Regions from separate parts of the Mus musculus genome. Here region 1 is linked to region 2. Evidence: chromatin loops called from intact Hi-C (ENCODE). Cell type or tissue: left cerebral cortex. All regions are shown on one strand. Each heading gives the region's core, and the rest is flanking DNA. Links, peaks and the distances in the headings are about the cores only.

What was found. A loop is a pair of places that touch in the nucleus more often than their neighbours do. Peaks named below come from ENCODE experiments on the same cell type or tissue, not always from the same donor. Only the 100,000 strongest peaks of a DNase experiment are listed, where the experiment ranks them.
Region 1: it touches region 2 in a loop (2.7-fold over the local background); 10 of 42 quality-filtered maps call a loop at or near these places.

The regions. Positions count from the first base shown.
Region 1 is chr17:9,771,452-9,781,240 of GRCm38, forward strand. It overlaps 4930452A19Rik (RIKEN cDNA 4930452A19 gene), which reads right to left and starts at 4,415. Exons shown (of 4, transcript NR_045433.1): 1 at 4,392-4,415; 2 at 3,428-3,635. In left cerebral cortex, for the core only: no CTCF peak of the experiment used is centred there; DNase peaks (open chromatin) are centred at 4,574 and 5,030; H3K27ac peaks cover 2,288 bases.
Region 2 is chr17:9,901,590-9,911,378 of GRCm38, forward strand. Gm34799 (a long non-coding RNA gene) reads right to left here and starts at 5,225. Exons shown (of 2, transcript XR_003952248.1): 1 at 5,018-5,225. In left cerebral cortex, for the core only: CTCF peaks have their summits at 4,147 and 5,722; DNase peaks (open chromatin) are centred at 1,977, 3,135, 3,269, 4,111 and 1 more place; H3K4me3 peaks cover 914 bases; H3K27ac peaks cover 3,645 bases.

The sequences.
Region 1 (9,789 bases), core at 708-8,707, 130 kb before region 2:
TGATTTTTTAATTTTTTATTTACTAGTACTGTGTATCTAGATATTATACAAGTGGGCTTGCAATAGCACACATGAGGGCATCAGAGGACAGCTTTGTGGAGTTGGAACTCTCTACCATGTAGGTTCTGGGGATTGGGCTCAGGACATGAGGCTTGCATTGATCAAAGCTGTATGTGGGTTTTGAGTATAAGCATCAAAGGTGGCCCTTGGGCTTACACCATGTGGCAGAATCACATGGCAGGAGACACCTTTACCCTCTAAACCATCTCACCAATCCAGTCTAAACTTTCAATGTGTACTTGGAGTTCTTCCTAAACCTTTAATTTTTTTATTCCTCCGGTCCTTAAATGCACTTGGGGTTCTTACAGAAGATTTATATTTTATTGGATCTTTTATCTTCCTTTCCCAGTAAACTTCAGCATCCAGCTACCTGGCTTTGTGAAAAATGAGTGTATCTTATGCACATTTGTGTGTATGTGTATGTGGTGTGTGTGTATGTCTGCATGTACGTGTGTATATGTGTACATTTGTGTGTGTGTGTATATCTGTGTATATGTGTGTTTGTATTTGTATTTGTGTGTGTGTGTATATATGTCTGCGTGTACGTGTGTATATGTGTGCATTTGTGTGTGTGTATATATCTGTGTATATGTGTGTTTGTGTGTTTGTGTATATCTGTGTGCACACATGTTGCACTAAACTCAGAGATGATCCTGGAGGAAGCTGTCATGAAGATGACAGTACAACACTTGTATCCCGCTAAGTCTTTCTGGGTGTAGCAATGGGTTGTAATTGATTTTAAGCCATTATTTTTTAGTTTACTCTTATATATTTTACCTTATAATGCCACAGCTATTGGGGCTGTTCTCATTTTTTATGCGTGCTGATAGGCCATTTGTGAATATAAAGGCTATTGATTTTTATATGTTAATTCTATATTCTAGCAATTGATTACTCTTTTTCAATTAGATGAGTTTTACGATTAGTTCTTTGCAGGGAGTTCTTGGTATTTTATTTTGTCAGCTGAGATAATTATATTGTTCTCTAGCCATGTTGCCATTAATTCTTTACTCTGATCCAGTAGCATTGGCCAATACTTCTAGAACAATGTTAAATGTAGTAAGTCAGTGGGGATCATTTCAAAGGAATGGCTTTAGTGCATCCCAATTAGGACTGATTCTGGAATTAAAATTAGGACGTGCATTAGCTAAGCCCAAGAGGTTTCTTATCCTTCTGTCTTCCTCCCCATTCCTGTTTGTTGGGATCATGTGATGCCTCTCAGTCTGGCATGAAAATCACTGTCCTTGACCTGCTGTGTGTTTGGACTGTCCGTGTTCACAACTCTGCTTCCCTTCATACAAAGATATACAAGGTATTTATATAAATAATATATATTCTAATATATTAGAGATTTAGATTCCCAGCCCTATTTTTGCAAGATATTTTATAAAGAACGGAAGAGACTTTGTGACTATTTTCCATAGTTTTAGGGATAGTTATATGATTCTTTTCCTTAGATCTAACTATGATATATCAATATTCCTGATCAGCCATGGTGGAATGAATACACCTATAATCCCAGCACTCAAGAGGCAGAGGATAGGGGGACTGGGTCAAGTTGAAGGCCAGTATGGTCTACACATAGAGAACCTATCTCAAAAATCAATCAATAAATGAATGAATAAATGAATAAATATTCTTTTCTAATATGAATCAAATTTTCACAGTGAGTGACTTTGGATTTTCCCATCAGTGCTGACAAATGGGCTTGATCCACCATCTCTTGAGGGTCCCCCATTGTCTGTGGACATGACTCAGGCCTCCTAAAACTGATCTGGACATGCCCTTGCATCTGTTTCCTGGAACAGCACTTCCATGTGCACAACATCCCCTCGGACTCTGTATTCTCTAAGGAGTGGCACCTGGCACACATTTCTATTTCTCCTGCAGAACCTGTCTAAATATGTTATATCTATTAGGGGTCATTCTAGTAAACTTCACTGGACTGGGAAATGATCCTCAGGCTTTCCAAAGTTACCCACATCAAGGTGCATGGATGCTCATTGACGCTACCTGCATCCATGTGCTCGCGTGCTCATCTAAGTTTCCGGCATAGACGTGCACAGATGCTCATTGAAGCTATCTGAATCAATGTGTGCGGATGCTCACCTAGGATTTTCTTGGCTCTCCCTGGTCTCAGGCGCTCTTTATTCTTTTGTTTTGTAAAATCTTATCCATGTTTTCTATGTTTAAATTAACTAACACTTTTTTCTATTCACATTTTAAGAACACTTTCTCCTTACTAACATAATCTAGCACTGTCTCTACCATTCTGTCATTCTGTCACCTCTTCCTACCCTTCCTGTCATTGACCATTCTTGGTTGTTCTGTTTCTGTTTCTACTTTGATATTTTGTTTCCTTCTATTGTTTGAGGAAGATTAGGCTTCTGTCTCTTGCTGTGTAGCTCAGGCTAACCACAAACTCTTGCCTCTCTTGCCACACTGGACCCCACCCTTTCTGGAATCACACTGTGTACACAATCACCGCTTCCTCTTTCAACTTCTAGCTTTTTGTCCCAATTGCTTCCTTTCCATGTCTTTTCACGTCTTTAGATGCTTCCTTGAATCTCTTCAATTAAGTTCTCATTGTTAATCACAGCTCATTTCTGTTTCTCAGGTTGTTTTGTTTTCTTTTGAACTATATTTACTAATGTGTAAGCGTGTGTCTCTGGTTGTGTGCACAGGGGTTTTAGGTGCCTACAGAGGGCAGAGATGTTTGATTTCCTTGAAGCCAGAGTTCCAGGAGATTAAGAGTTGCCTGATGTAGGGGCTGGGACTTGAACTTGGGTTCTCTGAAGTGTAGCACATTTTCATAACCTCTGAGCCATTTCTCCAACCCTCGTAGCTTCTTTTCACTTTATCAGTTTCTATGTGCTAATTCCAGTATTCTGTTTTCTCCAGATGGGCTCGCAGAGCACAATTTGTGTTTTCTATTCTCCTTCCTCAACGGGGCAAGGTTCCTGCTTAAAATGTAGTTTTCTATCCATCTGTTGTCCTCTGGGTGGTTTTCTTAGTGGTTCTCAAGGTGGGAGAGACATATTGGTACACACCCTACTCTCATCTCCATTGCTCCTGTTTCTTTCTTTCCTCTCTGGCATGCCCCTGGTGGGCACCAGATCCCCTTATTCATACTATCCACAACATGAGAAAGTAGCATCTCAGAGGCCACAGCCCCCAATGGTGTTCAAGTCTCAATCCCTTCCCTGAGGCCAGTGTTCCAAACAGCAGGAAAGAAGGGCTTCTGGGGAGATGGCCTTGTCCATGCCATCCTGTCTTCCTGAGCCTTCCCAGCAGACCCTAGCCCTGAACCTAGCAACTTCTAGGGTTGGCAAGAGTGCAGGTAGAATCTGGTTACTTCTCTTCTTACATACTGCTCTGTAGGTCGGGCCGTCCTGCGTCTTCCGGGAAGTTGAATGTGTGATTCATGGGTGAAAACTCTAAGAGGAAGCAGCTGCACAGGGGTCACATGCTCTGCTCCCCCATACTCCCCAGAAGATTCCTCTCTTCTCCTTGACGGGTCCATCTTTCATGTTCTGTGCAGCAGGATCTAAGCTCCTGGAAGACCTGAGGTCAGACTTTAACAAAGGCAGAAGTGTGAGCACCAGGACGCAGCCATATTCAAAGGGGCTGGGAATAGACATCCCTGGGGAGTCCCTTGAAAATTAACTGAAACAGGGTTTGTGACAATAAACACCTGCCATGTTGTGCATTCTTTAAAATGTCACCACTTTATCCAGCTACTAGAAAACATCTTTCCGGGCTTCCCTGGGGACATACTTGACCCAACCTACTGGCTCTTTCAGGGGATATTCTAAGAACTTACATGGCAGGGATTTAACACCTACTTAGCCCAAAGCCAGCCTTCTTTTCAAAGCTGAATTGGCAAATCTGGAACAGGAAAGCACTAAACAATAAACAGGCATTTTCCTACAGACACAGAGACGGAAGCTAACAGAGCAGGCGCAGGCATTCTAATGCTGGGCATGCCATCTGTCTTTGCCTCTGCGCTTTTTGCGAATGTGGAGACAACTGAGCACTCTTCCAAAAGTGGACCCTGTCCTAAAGTAATATTTCTAGTTCAGGGGTCCTTAGTCACTGTGAACTTTTTCTCTTCACCCTGTCAGTGTAGAGTCCCACAAGCAGCAAGTGGGCCCATCAAGCTAATAATAGAAAAACCATTTTCTGACTTCCTTCCTCTTAGTTGCTCCATGATCCACCCTCCCCACTAGTACCCCAATCCACCTCAGTCCTCAGGACTTGCCTCTGGCTCTCAACAGCAGCAATGACTGCGTCTCAGTGAAAAGAGGAGATGGATAAAATATTACCCTAACCTCAGCGGCATGAGTAAAGCCCTTATTAGAATTCGGAGCCTACAGCTGGAACTTCCAGCATAGGACAGGAGATAAAGTTCCGTATTGTTAGCTCACAAGTGGCTTGGACTTCCTGGCAAGGGCAGGGAATTCCTCAGTCATTTATGCAAGTTTTCAGAAACGCTCCACTGTTCCCCAACAAAAAAAGCATTCAGGGTGAGAGTGGGGGCTCCCCCACCAGACCTGGAGAGTGGCTTTGGGGACTTGAATGGACGCTTCGTCCGGTGTCAATGGTCTCTGTGGGAAAGGCAGTGATGTCACCGCAAATGCATCTAGGGTTTTGCTAGGCCACCCTTACTTGCTACCCACTTCCTCCGTTGTTGTCTGACTTTCTCTCCTTTTCTTTTCCTCTCTCTCTCTCTCTCTCTCTCTCTCTCTCTCTCTCTCTCTCTCTCTCTCCCTCCCTCCCTCCCTCCCTACCTCTCTCCCTCCCTCCCTCCATCTCTTTCTCCCTCCCTCCCTTCTTCCCTCCCTCCTGCCCTCCCCGCTTCCTCTTCCTTTTAGCTTCTTTGAGGCCAGTACTTCCCTGCAAGTGCAGCTCAAATCCAAAGGCCCCCATCAGTGTTGTTGCCATGGCAATGCCAGCCTCCTACACGGTCTTCTTTTCTCTTTTCTTTCTTTTTGGCATAAAAAGTAAAAGAGGCTTGAAAGCAAGGGCAAGAATGAGAAGGGAACAGAGCCAGTTTGGCCCTGCTCGGTGTCCATGCTGGATGAGAAAAGACTGAAGCAAATGAGGGATAAAAAAAAAAAAAAAAAAAAAAAAAAAAAAAAATGACGGGACCCGCAAGTGAGACACAGCAGAAGCCTTTGAGGAGCAAAGTGTACTCTTTCACTTTCAAAGCTTCAAAACAGTCCAGACCTCTGCTTGAGGCAGCACAAGAGATGGATGAGCCAACGGACAACAGAAGAGTAAAGAAGTTGCCACAGGAACTAGGGTCCTACTTGCAAAACTGCATCCAATCCCAACATTTAGAGGCAGCTCCATCAGAACTCCGCCCTATCCTCAGAAGGGAAGGAGAGAGGAGAGCTTTAAAGGGGCTTTCATCTCTGCGAAGAGAGAATACTACCATGTGTGCTCGGATGTCCAGAATGCCAGCTCTACTGTAACCTGGCTGCAGAAACCAGTTCCAAAGGTGTCTGCTGTGTCTCCTCATCCATTGCCACTAACGCTACAAAGACGGTGACATCAGAAATCCCAGGATTTTCTCCCTCAGGGGACACAGTCTTACTTTAAACCTTCCAAAAGATCAGAAACATGTCATTTCTAGTACGCCTCCCCTACATTCCTCAAGAGTTGGGTAAAGCAACTTGAATCACTATTGATTCCTTCCAAGCCAGAGCTGTTAGGTGAAAAGTCAGACTGTCCACTCTGCATTCCCTGAACCACATGTTCCAGTCTGCTTTGCAGGCACCTTCTTGATGTCATCTGCCACCTGATCTACCTCCTGAATCTTTGGCCACAGGCAGTGACCCTTTCCTTCCTTCCTTCCCAAATAGCTAATCAGCTGTGGAGAAAGCATCCTGTCTCCAAAGGGTGGCCCAGACATATGAGACTCTGTGTCCTTGAAAGGTTCAAATACTAAATGCACAGAATAAAATGTTCCAGAAGTCAACAGTCTGTCTGGAGGTGCCACTAACTGGAAATTATTGGAAAGAAAAAAAGGAGGCAGCTGGTGTTCTGAGGGGGCACCAGCTTGTAGGCAGGTCTGAAGCAGGGAGATGTGGAGATGGGAAGTGTCCATCTTAGAATACTGTGTAATCTAATGCCTCTCCTATTGAACTTGTACATCAGCTGCAATCTTCATGCAATGCCCTCTGATGGGGCTCAATCCTTTCCCTCCCTTCTAGATGTTGAAATAATTTTACTTTCTTCCTCCCCATCTCTTGGCATATGTGTATTCAACGTGTGTATTCATACATGTTGATGCATGTTTAGGTGCGTGTGTATGCATGTTCGTGTGGAAGCCAGAGGCAGACCTACAGTATTTTCAAGAGCTACCTACGTTGTTCTTCAAGACAAGATAGCTCAGTGGGACTTAGTCCAGTTACAGAGGATGGTCAGTAAGCCCCAGGGATAGGCCATTTTCTACCTCTCCATTGCTAAGATTAGAATCATCCTTCACACAGCCAGTTTTTTACATGGCTGCTAGGGTTGAATTCAGGGCCCCATGGTTGTGTATATTGCTACTTCACCTATACCTGTGTATTCAGTTGCATATCTTCCTCCTCTCCCCTTAGTCCCCATCCTTCCCTCTCCTGTTCCTCTCTATCTAGTGTGTGTGTGTGTGTGTGTGTGTGTGTATGCTGATAGAACTCAGAGGACAACCCCTCTCTCCCATTTCTCATGTGTCCAGGTGTTGCATAGCTTTTCTTTCTAGATAACATCCCTCTCATTAGTTTAGATGCCATCAACTAGTCTAGGCTAGTTAGCCTAGCCTGTAAGCCCCAAAGATCTGTCAGTCCTCCTTTCTAGCACTAGAATTATAAACATGTACTGCTATGCCTGGATTTTTGCAAGGATTCTTGGGATCCAACTATGTCTTTACGCTTGCAAGGCAAGCACTTTACAGGTGAGCCTCTCTTCCCAAACCCCCGGTAATTAAGTGTACATCTGTTAAAACATGCACCCGAGGTTAGAACGTCATTCTTTTGATCACACGTTATCAAGGTTTTATCATAGCAGTGGAACTAGCACAAAGATCGAGAGTCATGGAGCAGAGGCCCTTGTGGAAGGTCTTTAGGCCCCTCCAGAAACCCACATATAGCATGCTGTAGTTCACTTAATACACACTACATAGACAATTCTGCTTTCCCTGCCCCTGCCTTGTCATACTTTGGGCTGAAGAACCTCCTGCTGGCAGGTAGTGTCCTCTGTATGTCTCTCCAGTGTCCTCTACATCAGCCACTTTCTTCAATGGATACTATGCCAGATGACATCTCCCTCCCCCTCTACTCTTCTGTGGAATCACCACAGGCTGTGACCCTGCTCTTCCCGAATTAACTCCTCAGAGTCATTTTCAGCTGGGTCTTTCACCTGGTTCCTTTCCTTCTGGCTCTGCCAATTTCCTACTGAGCACCAGCATCCACTTAACTTCAGCCCCTGAGCTTTGGCTAGAGATTTTCAACATCTAAATATATCCACATGATCTGAATGTGGCCAATGACAGCTAAAGCCCTCTGGGTACATTCTTGCCATGTGGTCTACACTGGTCTAGTCAGGGCAAGTTACAAGCCTGAGGCAGGATTCTTTGATAAAGATCCCCTTTGCTGCTGCTGCTGCTGCTGCTGCTGCTGCTGCTGCTGCTGCCGCTGCCGCTGCCGCTGCCGCTGCTGTTACTACTCAGCACAGTGGATGTGTGCATGGTGTTTGCTGAGCCATCTGTGCCTGTAGCTGGGTAAGGGGGTGGGACCTAGAAGAGCTGAGCCCAGAGATCAGAAGGATGTATAGTCCAGAACAAGCCTGCCCCAGAGCCACTCATACTTTTTGTAACTATGAAGCAATAAACCGCAACCCTCCCCTCATTTTTCTTGCCATAAAACCAATTTCTGGACTTTCTCTGTTGATGGAACCCATCACCACCATTCTCCCATATGCAAATTCCCTAAGTTATTTTTAGCTCATCAATCATATCCTTACTTAGTACCTGGTTATTAGATTCTGTCATATTTTCCATTCAAAGACCTTAGACAACCGATTTTTCTCTTGCTGTTATCACACTGATCCAATTTCCCCAGTCAAACCCATCTGGATTATCAATAATATCCAAACCAACTGCCAGGTGGGAATCAGTCCCCACTCCCCAGGCACTGATTTTTCTGAAATCTCTAGAACCTTCCTTCCTTGGTCTCTCACTTTGCTGGACAATTAAGACCCCTGGTGTGCTCGCCCCATTCTCATCACAGTCTGAATCCTTAGTCAACTCCGTCACACCAGTGTTTGCTCAGCAGAGGCTGCTCACACTTCCCTTGGATCCTCTCAACAATAGGCCTGGCAGTCAGGACCACAGCCTGGGCACTACTTCCTGCCAACTTACAACACAATCTGAAAATTGCCAAATAAGAATGAGATTTGCTTCAGAACAGAAGAATAGCACTACACCAGGAATGTATGTGTACCTTAGTTTTGTTTTTTGTTGTTGTTGTTGTTTTTGTTTTGTTTTTTATTATTAGATATTTTCTTTATTTACATTTCAAATGTTATCCCCTTTCCTTGTTTCCCCTCCGAAAATCACCTATCTCCTCCCCCTCCCCCTGCTCACCAACCCACCCACTCCTGCTTCCTGGCCCAGGCATTCCCCTATACTGGGGCATAGAACCTTCACAGGACCAAGGGCCTCTCCTCCCATTGATGACTGACTAGGCCATCATCTGCTACATATGCAGCTGGAGTCATAAGTCCCACCATGTGTTTTACTTGGTTGGTGGTTTAGTTTCAGGGAGCTCTTGGGTTACTGGTTAGTTCATATTGATGTTCCTTCTATGGGGCTGCAAACCCCTTCAGCTCCTTGAGTCCTTTCTCTAGCTCCTCCATTGGGGACTGTACTCCATCCAATGAATGGCTGTGAGCATCCACTTCTGTATTTGTGAGGCACTGGCAGAGCCTCTCAGGAGATAACTATATCAGGCCCCTGTCAGCAAGCTCTTGTTGGCATCCACAATAATGTCTGGGTTTAGTGGTTGTATATGGTATGGATCCCTGTTATTAGACGCGTTCTCACGACCGGCCAGGAAAGACGCAACAAACCAGAATCTTCTGCGGCAAAGCTTTATTGCTTACATCTTCAGGAGCCAGAGTGCAAGAAGCAAGAGAGAGAGAAAACGAAACCCCGTCCCTTTTTTAGGAGAGTTATCCCTCGCCTAGGACGTGTCACTCCCTGATTGGCTGCAGCCCATCGGCCGAGTTGACGTCACGGGGAAGGCAGAGCACATGGAGTGAAGAACCACCCTCGGCACATGCGCAGATTATTTGTTTACCACTTAGAACACAGCTGTCAGCGCCATCTTGTAACGGCGAATGTGGGCGCGGCTCCCAACATCTCCCCCTATCCTTTTAATAAGAGCAAATAGGCCACCCATATTAATGAGAGTGGAGATAGAGGTCAAATCCCCAGTGTGTAGGTAAAGGAGCCATGTACAGGATTAGCTCTTAGGCTCACAGGCTTTTACCCAGAGCAACCCTGACCTGCTCCCGTGTCGTTTTGCCTGGGGGAAGGGAACTAGGACACTGAACCTTCATGAAAGATGACATGTCTCCCTAGAATAGGCTCATATATGCCGCAGAGCCTTTCCATTGCAGTGCTTAGCCGTGCAACTCTCTCGGGCTGCTGAAGCACACTCACTCTATCCCGTGCAATGAGTC
Region 2 (9,789 bases), core at 942-8,941:
GAGTTCGAGGCCAGCCTGATCTACAAAGTGAGTTCCAGGACAGGCAGGGCTTTACAGAGAAACCCTGCCTTGAAAAACCAGAGAGAGAGAGAGAGAGAGAGAGAGAGAGAGAGAGAGAGAGAGAGAGAGAGAGAGAGAGAGATTAGGGAGGCAGAGAGAGGTAGATTCCTGGGTTCTTCGGATGACAGTCAGCCAGCCTATTTGACAAGATGCTGGCAAATGAGAGACCCTGTCTCAAAATGAAGGTAGCTAGCACTTGAGGAACGATAGAGGTTTCTTCTGCCCTCCACAAACACATAGGCAATCAACTGTAAACACTCATGAGCATACACATACAAATACAAAAAGACGTTCATGAAAACCTCCATCACTAAGAAAAGTTTTCCCTAGAAATGGACAATAAAATAAATCAGATCACACCTCTCAGTAGGCACACAGCATGCCACAGTGAATGACCCACCGCAAGTGATTCACCTTCGGAACAGTCTCTTTGAGACTGGGACCTTCCCATCTGTGGTAGAACCAGTACCTCCTGTCACATACAAAGTCTGGCTCTGCAAACTGTCCAACCTGACAACCTCTCCTAAAGCCCTCAGCTCTCTGCCTGGCCTAGGGCTCTTGCCTCCGTATCTGATCTGCTCCACTGACCTAATACTACTGAGCAATCCACGCAGGGACAAAATACCCTCTCCCCCATGGATGGGACTCAAGGAAGAGCCTCCAAACTAGGTTGATATTCTTTTTCTCAGTGTCTGGTTCATCCCATCCTCGACTTTCTTTCTCTTACTATTGGCTTTTGTTGGCGACTTTATTCTCTCATTTGGTTTGAGATCTCTATTCACCTACACTCATTTAACTTTCTTCTTTATTTTCCAAAAAACGTCTTCTTTCAAGATTTTTGTACTCCATCTTCTTGTCTTCTTCCCTCTGTGACATCTCCAGGAGCCACAGAGACAGCTTGAGGGTTTGTAATATATTTTAAAAGCCTGCAAAATATTTAAAATCTTGCAACATTAGGAAAAAAGATCTTTGGTCACAGTGAAATGTTTAATTTAAAAAAAAATAATAAAATCACAGAACCGTAAAATATAAGTTGGCCCCACATGGGTAGGAGGGGGCAATTCGGAGGGTTCTACTATGTCTGCTCATCTTTAACAGCCTGTTTGAAAATACAGAAAGTATCCCAGCCAGGCTGGGACTATCAAGTTCACAGAAATTAGTATCTATTGTGTCCCAGCCTGTGTGTTGACTCATTCACGACACTTATAGAAGGTGAACCATGTAGACATATCAAGGAGAGAGGCCAAATGCTACTTGCTTGCCATCTCGGGGTCTTGGTGCTCTGCTGCACTGTTGTAGTCAGAAGGAGGGACTGTTAACAATGAAGAGAGAGAGCAGGGGCAGAGTCAGACTCCCAGACTTATTTCTCAGCCTGCTAACTTTTATGAAGCCCTGTTTTCTGAGACCATGGTGGTTGCCCTTGGTTAGTAATTCGTGTAGTTTGATACAGATTGAAAGTCTTACATGTAATGTACAAAAGGAGTGTGTGTGTGTGTGTGTGTGTGTGAGAGAGAGAGAGAGAGAGAGAGAGAGAGAGAGAGATCATGATTGGAAATAACCCTGAATGGGGATGCTGAGCCCATGAACCTACACTAACATCCTGACTGGTGGGCACTGCCAGAGCTCCCAGGAGAGTGATGGACATTCAGTATATCAGGGTCCTCATGAATGTATGTCTGTTGGGAAAAACAGTGGTGACTTTAGAAGATTTGGTTTGGAAGGGAAAAAGGAAAGTTCTGTTTTCTCACTCTAGAAACTTCAGTTCTCATAGCCTCTTTTGTTGCTGTAAAATGATATTCATTAACGAACCCCCTGGGAAGGCTCCTGTCGCTGAGCAGCAGCTAGAAGTCTCGCTGTGGAATGAGTAACTCTGAGCCAAGACTTTGCACAATCCCAAGATCTCAACAAGGAATAAAGAGGAGCATCCAGCACAGTGTGGGCTTTGCAGGGACACAGCTCCAATCTCACAGGCATCCACCATGAAAGGACCTAGTTTTCCTCAGAACCGCCTTGCCCACTAGCTACACAAGCCAGCCTCCAAACTCAAGGCTTAAAGTCAGAGTAAAGACGAAAGCGAAAATAAGTGTGGATCCCATTCTTGCCATCCTACCAGAACCCTGAGAGGAAAATTCTCTAAAGGTCTTTGATGTTTTCTTCACTTTCCAGACTTATCAATCCCTGTGTATCAAACACGATGACAACTTTAAGAAAATAATATATATACAAAACAGTCCATATGGGCCTCATCTCTAAAGACTGGCCTTTGCTGCTAAGCCTGTGCAAGGTGGATTTGTCTCCTAGAGGTGACTGAGGGTCAGAGTCTCATTCACAGCTCAGCTCATGGGGGAGGGGGGAGGGGGGTGAATCAAAATGGAACCTCCAAGAATTTAGCAATCCCATGGCTGCCCAGAAGCAAACTGCTGCTTCCTCTTGTCTTCTTTGCTTTGTCTTCAGCAGAGAAGGATCTGACTCAGACTCTCACAGTTCAGCTAGCCCCATGTTGCTCACAGCCCCTTCAAAAGACTGCAGGCTATGCTTGACTTCAGCAGAGAGATGGGGACTCTTCAGAGTCCTTACTGCTCTGATGTGAGTTGATACAGCGCCCTGTGCATCTAGCAGTCTAAAGACTTGTATTTGAGAGTTGATGGGTTTTAACTGATTGTGTGAGCAAAGGTAAGTTTCCCTAGGTAAAGCCAGTGATGACCACCAAAAAAGGTTACCTCCAATAATGAACAGTTCCTTCTAGGCGTTCCCATTTCCCCCAGTGTGTTTTCAAACCCTAGCTATCACCATTGATGGCTAGCTCGGGATTAAGTCATGTCTGTGCTAATGTATTAGTGCTGTGGTAAATGCTAATTGGGAGTGCTCAGTTTGGAGATAACAACACCCTAGGTTTAACACACAATGGCAGGAATCCCCACATACATACATGAACCCCAGAGACATCATATAGAGAAAAGATCTTGGCTCAGCATCAAAGGCTGGGACTCTTGCCAGCCATGATGGAATAACAGCACAGAAATCTGAGACCACATTTTTCACACTTAACAAAGAAATAAAACTGACAAGCTCGTGACAAGCAACATGAGACATCTTGTCCCACAAGAATGGCTTTCCCTCATCTGTGTTTCCCGTTCTCCTATTGATCTTCCTGGCAGGATGCACCATGCCCATGAACACGGAAGAAACATTCACTCGGGGTGACAATGTCTATCTGCCTGAGACAATACCCTGCCTGTCTGATGTCACTGGCTTCATGCCACCCAAGTCACAAATGCAAGCAGCAGGTGGGCACTTGGAACATCAAAAGGAGTGTGTGGGGCCTCCGGAACGGCACCCTGCAGGGCCCTGTCCCTCCTTGACCACAGCAGCCCCATGGCTAGGAGCTGGAGGGAGACATCTCAGGGGCTTTTCCAGACAAATTGCAGCTCCGTTCAGCTAGGGCATTTAATTAGACTTTCAAAAGATAAGAAATTGTTTAAACAGTGTATTTCACACCACAAAGAGGCACATCTGCAATCCTTTACACTTAAAACATGTTAGTTCGTAGGGGATAAGAATTACTTTTGATTTTTAAAAATTGCCCAATAACCTAACAGTTCTGACAAGGATGGGTCTTGGTTTTTCTGGGTAATCCTGCTTGGGACATGCAGGAACTGAGCTCAGAACACCCCCGTTCCCCTCCCCACCCCCAATTATGCATGTGAGCTAGACTCTGCTAGCACAAAAGCTTCCTTGTCTTTTCCAGGTAAATATAAAACATCCTGTTAGTATCTTTAAACTCTTTGACCACACAACAAAGGCCCTAAGACCTCTCTCTCCGGCAGCACTCTAATGAAATCTAACTGGGAGATGATAAGGAGATAGAAATCCCAGGCCCCGAGACTTTGCTTTCTAATTGCCAATTTTACCCCTTGCACTGAGACATTAATCCTTGAAGAATAGAAAGCCAGCTTGCCAATAACCCAGCAGAGGAGGGCATGGGAGTGAGAGGGAGGCAGCCCCCAGCAGAGGGTGGGAGAGACTTCCCTGCCCCTGTGGAGTCTGGCCACCAACACCCTGCCAGCCCTGGTGGGTGCCTCTGGAAGCCAGCCCAGGCCAGCATTGGTATTCAAATTAGGCTGCCAATCTCTGTGGGCACCTCTCTGTGTAGAGTGTCCATCCATCCATGACTTGAAAAAAAACAAAAACAAAAAACCAAACCAAAACAAAACACAAAACAAAACAAAAACCAGGTGTCTGATCCAGGGAGATCCAGCCAGACTTCAGGCTGCCTAGAATCCTTGGGTTTGTTCACAGGATGCCTTGAGGTTGGAGAGGTGGTGTTTTCTCTTCCCCAGCCTTTGGGGGGGGGGGGGGGGTTAAAACAAGAATAGCAAGAAGACAATGAATCTCCAACAGAGACTTTAAAAAGAAGAGGAAGGGGGCTGTGCAGAGTCAAACTAGTCATTCACCGCTGAGCACTGGTTTCTATGGGAACAAGAAGGGCTTTGTGCAGGAACTTCCCGCTCCTCGCTCCCCCGCCCGCCCTCAGTGGGACTAACTCCAGCATCCCCGGCATTGTGTTTGTGTGGTCAACTTTTCTTCTGTCTCCTCACTCCTCCTGCCCCTGACTATCCCCAGCAACAACGCACATCACCACAGACACAAGAAGAAAAGAGAACTCACAGCCTCTAGGCCGAATTAAGTCACCATACAAAGGTATCCAGGCAACTGGGAGCCAGCGGACAGACTGCCCGACTGCCGGGAGAGCTGTGCCCATCATCCTGTCTCTTGCTTCATTTCTTATTCTGTCCCCAAGCCACCCAGAACTTCAATTCCCTGACTCTTTTCATGCAATACCCACGCCACACTCAGCTTTTAAATTAAGTTTCCAAGCGCATAAAAATGCAATGGACACACAGGATACTGTTATTTAGAAGTGACAACGAATGACAAATGGCGGGTATCAACTTACACTTTAAAGTTTCAGTCTTCGAAATGCTCATGCCCACACGCACACGCGTGAACACATCGGGGTGAGAAGGAGAGAGGCTTGCAGAAGTCCTGCCCATAGCTTCGATGAGGCAGAGAGCTCACTGTTCAAAGACTGTGGGTCGGGAAGGTTGTGAAGTTCCACTTCTCTGTTTCACACGGTGCCTTTAACTAGAGCATTTCTTACTTTATTAATTTATTTTGATTTTTAGATTTTTTTTTAAAAAAGGAAATATTTAGGCACCTCCTACTCAGAAGCTGCCATGGAAAACATCTCAACACTTTAATCCCCATCACTTGGCTACCTGTCCGGACTTCGTTTTATGAGAGAAAAATGTGTATTTCTGAATACTGTTTATAAATCACAACTAAACTATTCAGGGCTACAAATATCACGAGTTTCAACACCACTTTTCTTTTAAAGTTTAATAAAAATCCTTCAACGTCTACCCCTGACCAAGCCCCAGGATGTCCACAGGCAACCTATGAAACCTAAAGACACTCTTGCAATTTTATACTTTATAAGTGTATCTTTCCTTAAGAGAACTGCAGTTCATTTTTCTGGAACCAGGCCCTTCCTGGTGCGCCCATTCATCTGCAAATTCCCCAATAAATTAGCCCACTAATGACTTAAGGACCCTCAGGACCCAGTCACCTCTCAACAGCACCACCAACTGGGGACTAAGCCTTTAATGCCAGAGCTTTCCAAAGAGATACTTCTTATTAAAGTGACAAGGGCCCAGCTTCAACATTTCCCATCCCAATGTCAACACACAGTCTGCCTTCCACCACAGCACAGACCATGGCTTGCCTCTGAGCACAGCTTTGCATAATAAAAGATGTGATAGCTGTGTCCTAGATTGTTGTCTGTTGCCATGAATAAATGAATGAATAAATAAATAAATAAATAGCCTGGTGGTGATGGTACACACCTTTAATCCTAGCACTCAGGAGGCAGAGGCAGGTGGTCATCTGTGAGCTCGAGTCCAGCCTGGTCTACAGAGTGAGTTCCAAGACAGACAGAGCTATTACATAGATAAATCCTGTCTCTTAATTAGTTAATTAATTAATTAAATACTGACTAGAAGCCATTTGGGGAGGATTAAGGAAGAAAGGGTCTGTTTCATCTCTCAAGTAACAGTATATCATCATGGGAAGCCAAGAATGGAAAGAGCTCAAAGCAGGAACCTGGAGGCAGGAACTATAGCAGAGACCATAGAGGAAAGCTGTGTCCTGGCCTCTTCAAGCCAGTGAGAGAAACTCCCACCACCTCCGAGCCTTAGTGCCTCCTGACAGCAGCAGCTGTATTAGGACCTCTGGACAGGAAGTTCTCCGAGGCTCAGCACCATCTCTCATGGGCTGGGAGAATCTATGGTTATGGATCTTGTTGGGGAAGCAATCCATTTCCGACCTCCGTGCTAAGTACTAAGTAATAGCACCTCTGGGTCTTCAGCTGGATAATGAAGACAACATATTTTCAGAGCAATTACAGATCAGAAGGTGAGTTGTAAGAGATAAAAAACAGTGCTGACGGCTATAGCTTCAGATCTCAAAGACCGGCTTTGCTAGTGGCATATGGGACCGTCCAGGGAGAAGCAGGTATCCCTCACAGAAAACCTGGCAGCTGCCACCTTACGGCGGATGTGTCACAAATATATTTTTGCACAAAATATATTGTGAAATATATATATAATTGGTGAAATATATAATTGGTGAAAATCAGACATTTTTATTGACTCCTGAAAATCTATGTTACTGCCTGAATATGCTCAGCACACACACATACACACATACACACACACACACACACACACATACACACACACACACACACACACACACACACACACACACACACACATACACACACACACGAGGGTTTTAAACAGGTGACAAATAACCATCATGGCAGGGGCTTCTGCCAACCATAGCTGGCTAGGAGGTGAGACGCGGAGGGTGGACCCATTTGCATGGTGTATCAAGATCTGGCCTCTCAGACTTCTGTATTCTGTCTGTTTTTGTCAGTTAGTTTGGATGCTTAATCAATCTCTTGAGTATTTACTGTTTGTTTGTAATCTGCGGAGTAGGCTGTAGTTCTATAAACCCTGGGTGGCTTCTGAACGCCATGGGGACATTCTAGAAAATGCCTTTATCTCTACCCCCAACTCCAGACCCACGGCATCAGAGGACCTGGAAGAAGAGTCCAGCAGCAAGGGCACTCGTAAACCAGCTGTGTAGGTTAGTGAGCCCTCAGGGCTCTGAGCTGAGGTTTTGCCTGGGCCAAGTCCAAGTTTAAATCTCATCTTGCCGTATACCTAGGTGAGGTACCACACCAATGAAACCTCCAAGAGTCAACACTCCCTCCACACAGTAACCAGAACTGGTCTGAAGACTACAGGACATGAACATAACTGTACCAAGGCCTAGGACAGTCCTTGGCAGCCATTGCAAAATGTCTGCCCATCTATCTAAGGGGCTTTATTACAGCCTCTATAACTTGTCCCCTGCAAATGACTGACCTCAGGGTCTTTCCCTTGGGCTCCATGTTTACATCCCTCTGTCTTGCCCCACCCCTAGCCAATATGGTGACTGTGTCTCTTCACACTTGAAACAGTCTATATGATTGAAGCCGATTGGACTAGCTGGTCCACAAAGGTCTCAACAGTCCCTGCCACACTGGGGTTGCTTCGAAGGCACTGGAACCTCTTGGAAGCAGTAGCTCTGGTTCTGAATGGAGCCAAGAAATCGTGGCTCTTTGCTCTCCTGGGAGTTCAGGAACTCTGTGAGATTAGACCAACCCTTCTCTCTCTTTCCTCTCTCTCTCTCCTCTCTCTCTCTCTCCTCTCTCTCTCTCTCTCTCTCTCTCTCTCTCTCTCTCTCTCTCTCTCCTCTCTCTCTCCTCTCTCTCTCTCTCTCCTCTCTCTCTCTCTCTCTCTCCTCTCTCTCTCTCTCTCTCTCTGTGGGTGTAGGCCTATCTTTCTCTGTCTATTTCTCTCTGTGTATGTCAATGTCTCTGACATTGTCTCTCTATCTCCCTATCTGTCTCTGACATCTCTCTGTCTGTCTGTTTCTCTGTATCTGTCTGTCAATGTCTCTGTCTCTCTCACTCTTCAGCTATGTTCATGTACTTCAAGTAAATCAAAGAAGCAACTAAGCCCTGCAATAGTGCCCCCCAATGTCATAATCACACTTCCAAGGGCTTGGCACACCGGGGTCACAGACAGACACAGCTTTGAAGTTGGCTTGGTCTCTACTCAAGTGAACAACTTTATACCCTGCTGGGTTTTGGTGGTGCTGGCTGGTCAGTGGCTGGACTTTGTTTTTAATGTTTCCTTTCTAAATTGACCTTTTGTCTGGGTAATTCTTGAGCTGCTTTTCTTTTCCTCAAACAGTTGAGTCAGTTTAGTGGTTTTTTTGTTTGTTTGTTTTGGTTTGGTTTTTGTTTTGTTTTTTGTTTTTTGTTTTGTTTTTGTTTTTGTTTTTGGAAAGAGTTCCTGTCTTTTCAACATACTGTTTGCCTATTTTTTTTCTTTTATACTTTCCTTTTATGTTTTCCCTGGCTTATTATAAAACTTTCTTTCCCCTTTTGTCTTTGTTGGTGTCTTGTTTGAAAGCATTTCTGGGCCTTCAAAAGAATAAATTTGAACGTTGCATAGAACTTGGTATTTAATTGTATACCCAGGGTGGTTGAACGGAGCCTTTTGGTGTGAAGAATTTCCAAAATGGGCTTATACACATTATACGGTTTGTTTGTTTTTAAATGAATGAGCTGCTTACACAGTTCTGCTTCAAACAATATAGAGGAAGTGGGAGGGGCTTCTGCCCCCCCCCCAGAGTGCTACCCTTCAAGTTTTAGTAGATCGTTGGCTAGAGAAGACACACCAAAGAGAGTTGGATATGGGGCCTAAATATATAGAACTGGTCATGGATATATCCCTAGGGCATATGGTGGAACCCAAAGGATATCTCTGGCCTAACACAGCCTAATACAGCCAATCCTGGTGTATGGAGCCACCCTTAAGGCAAAGATCAGGCATTAGGGCTTTGCTTCTGGTCTTAAAGCTTACTGCTTTGTCTGATTGTATGAATGAGTTTATAAACAAAGAAGCCAACTGCTGCAGTGTAAACAAGATATAGAGGTGAGGCTCATAAAAGTCCCCAACTCCTTACCTCCTGGGTGCCAGTGCAGAAGACTACGCACTTTCCTGGAAGACAGACAAGTGAACATTTAAAAATTACTCCCAAGGGAGGATCAAGAGTAAGGATTCACTAGATAGACTGTATCCAGCTATGAACAGACTCACTGTGACCCCACAGAGCCAGCCTCCACCTCTGGACCAGCCATGCTCTGATGTTGTGTTAAATGTGCGTGGGGTGAGAGCTCTTCCTTCCCAGCAAGACAGCTGCCATGAGTGCCAAGTGACCCAACAAGGTGCCAACTGCCAATTGGGAACACTCCAAAGCCCTATGTTTCCTTACCAACCAGCTAGTAGTGACCTACTGAGCCCAGAGAGAACAGCACTGAGGACGGAAGAGAGAGCTTCCAAAAGGATGCTTCTATCCTGGACAAGAGGACTTACCAGGTCCATTCAGACAGTTCCCAGTTGAGCCCCTGCCACATCCCCACAGTTTTGCCTCATAGACAAGGCACACACGGGATTCCTCCTTTACCTGGAACAGATTATCAAAGTTCTCTTAGGACCAATCAATAATACAATACTGGACAGTAAGATCCTCTCTCCAAAGCAAAATAAA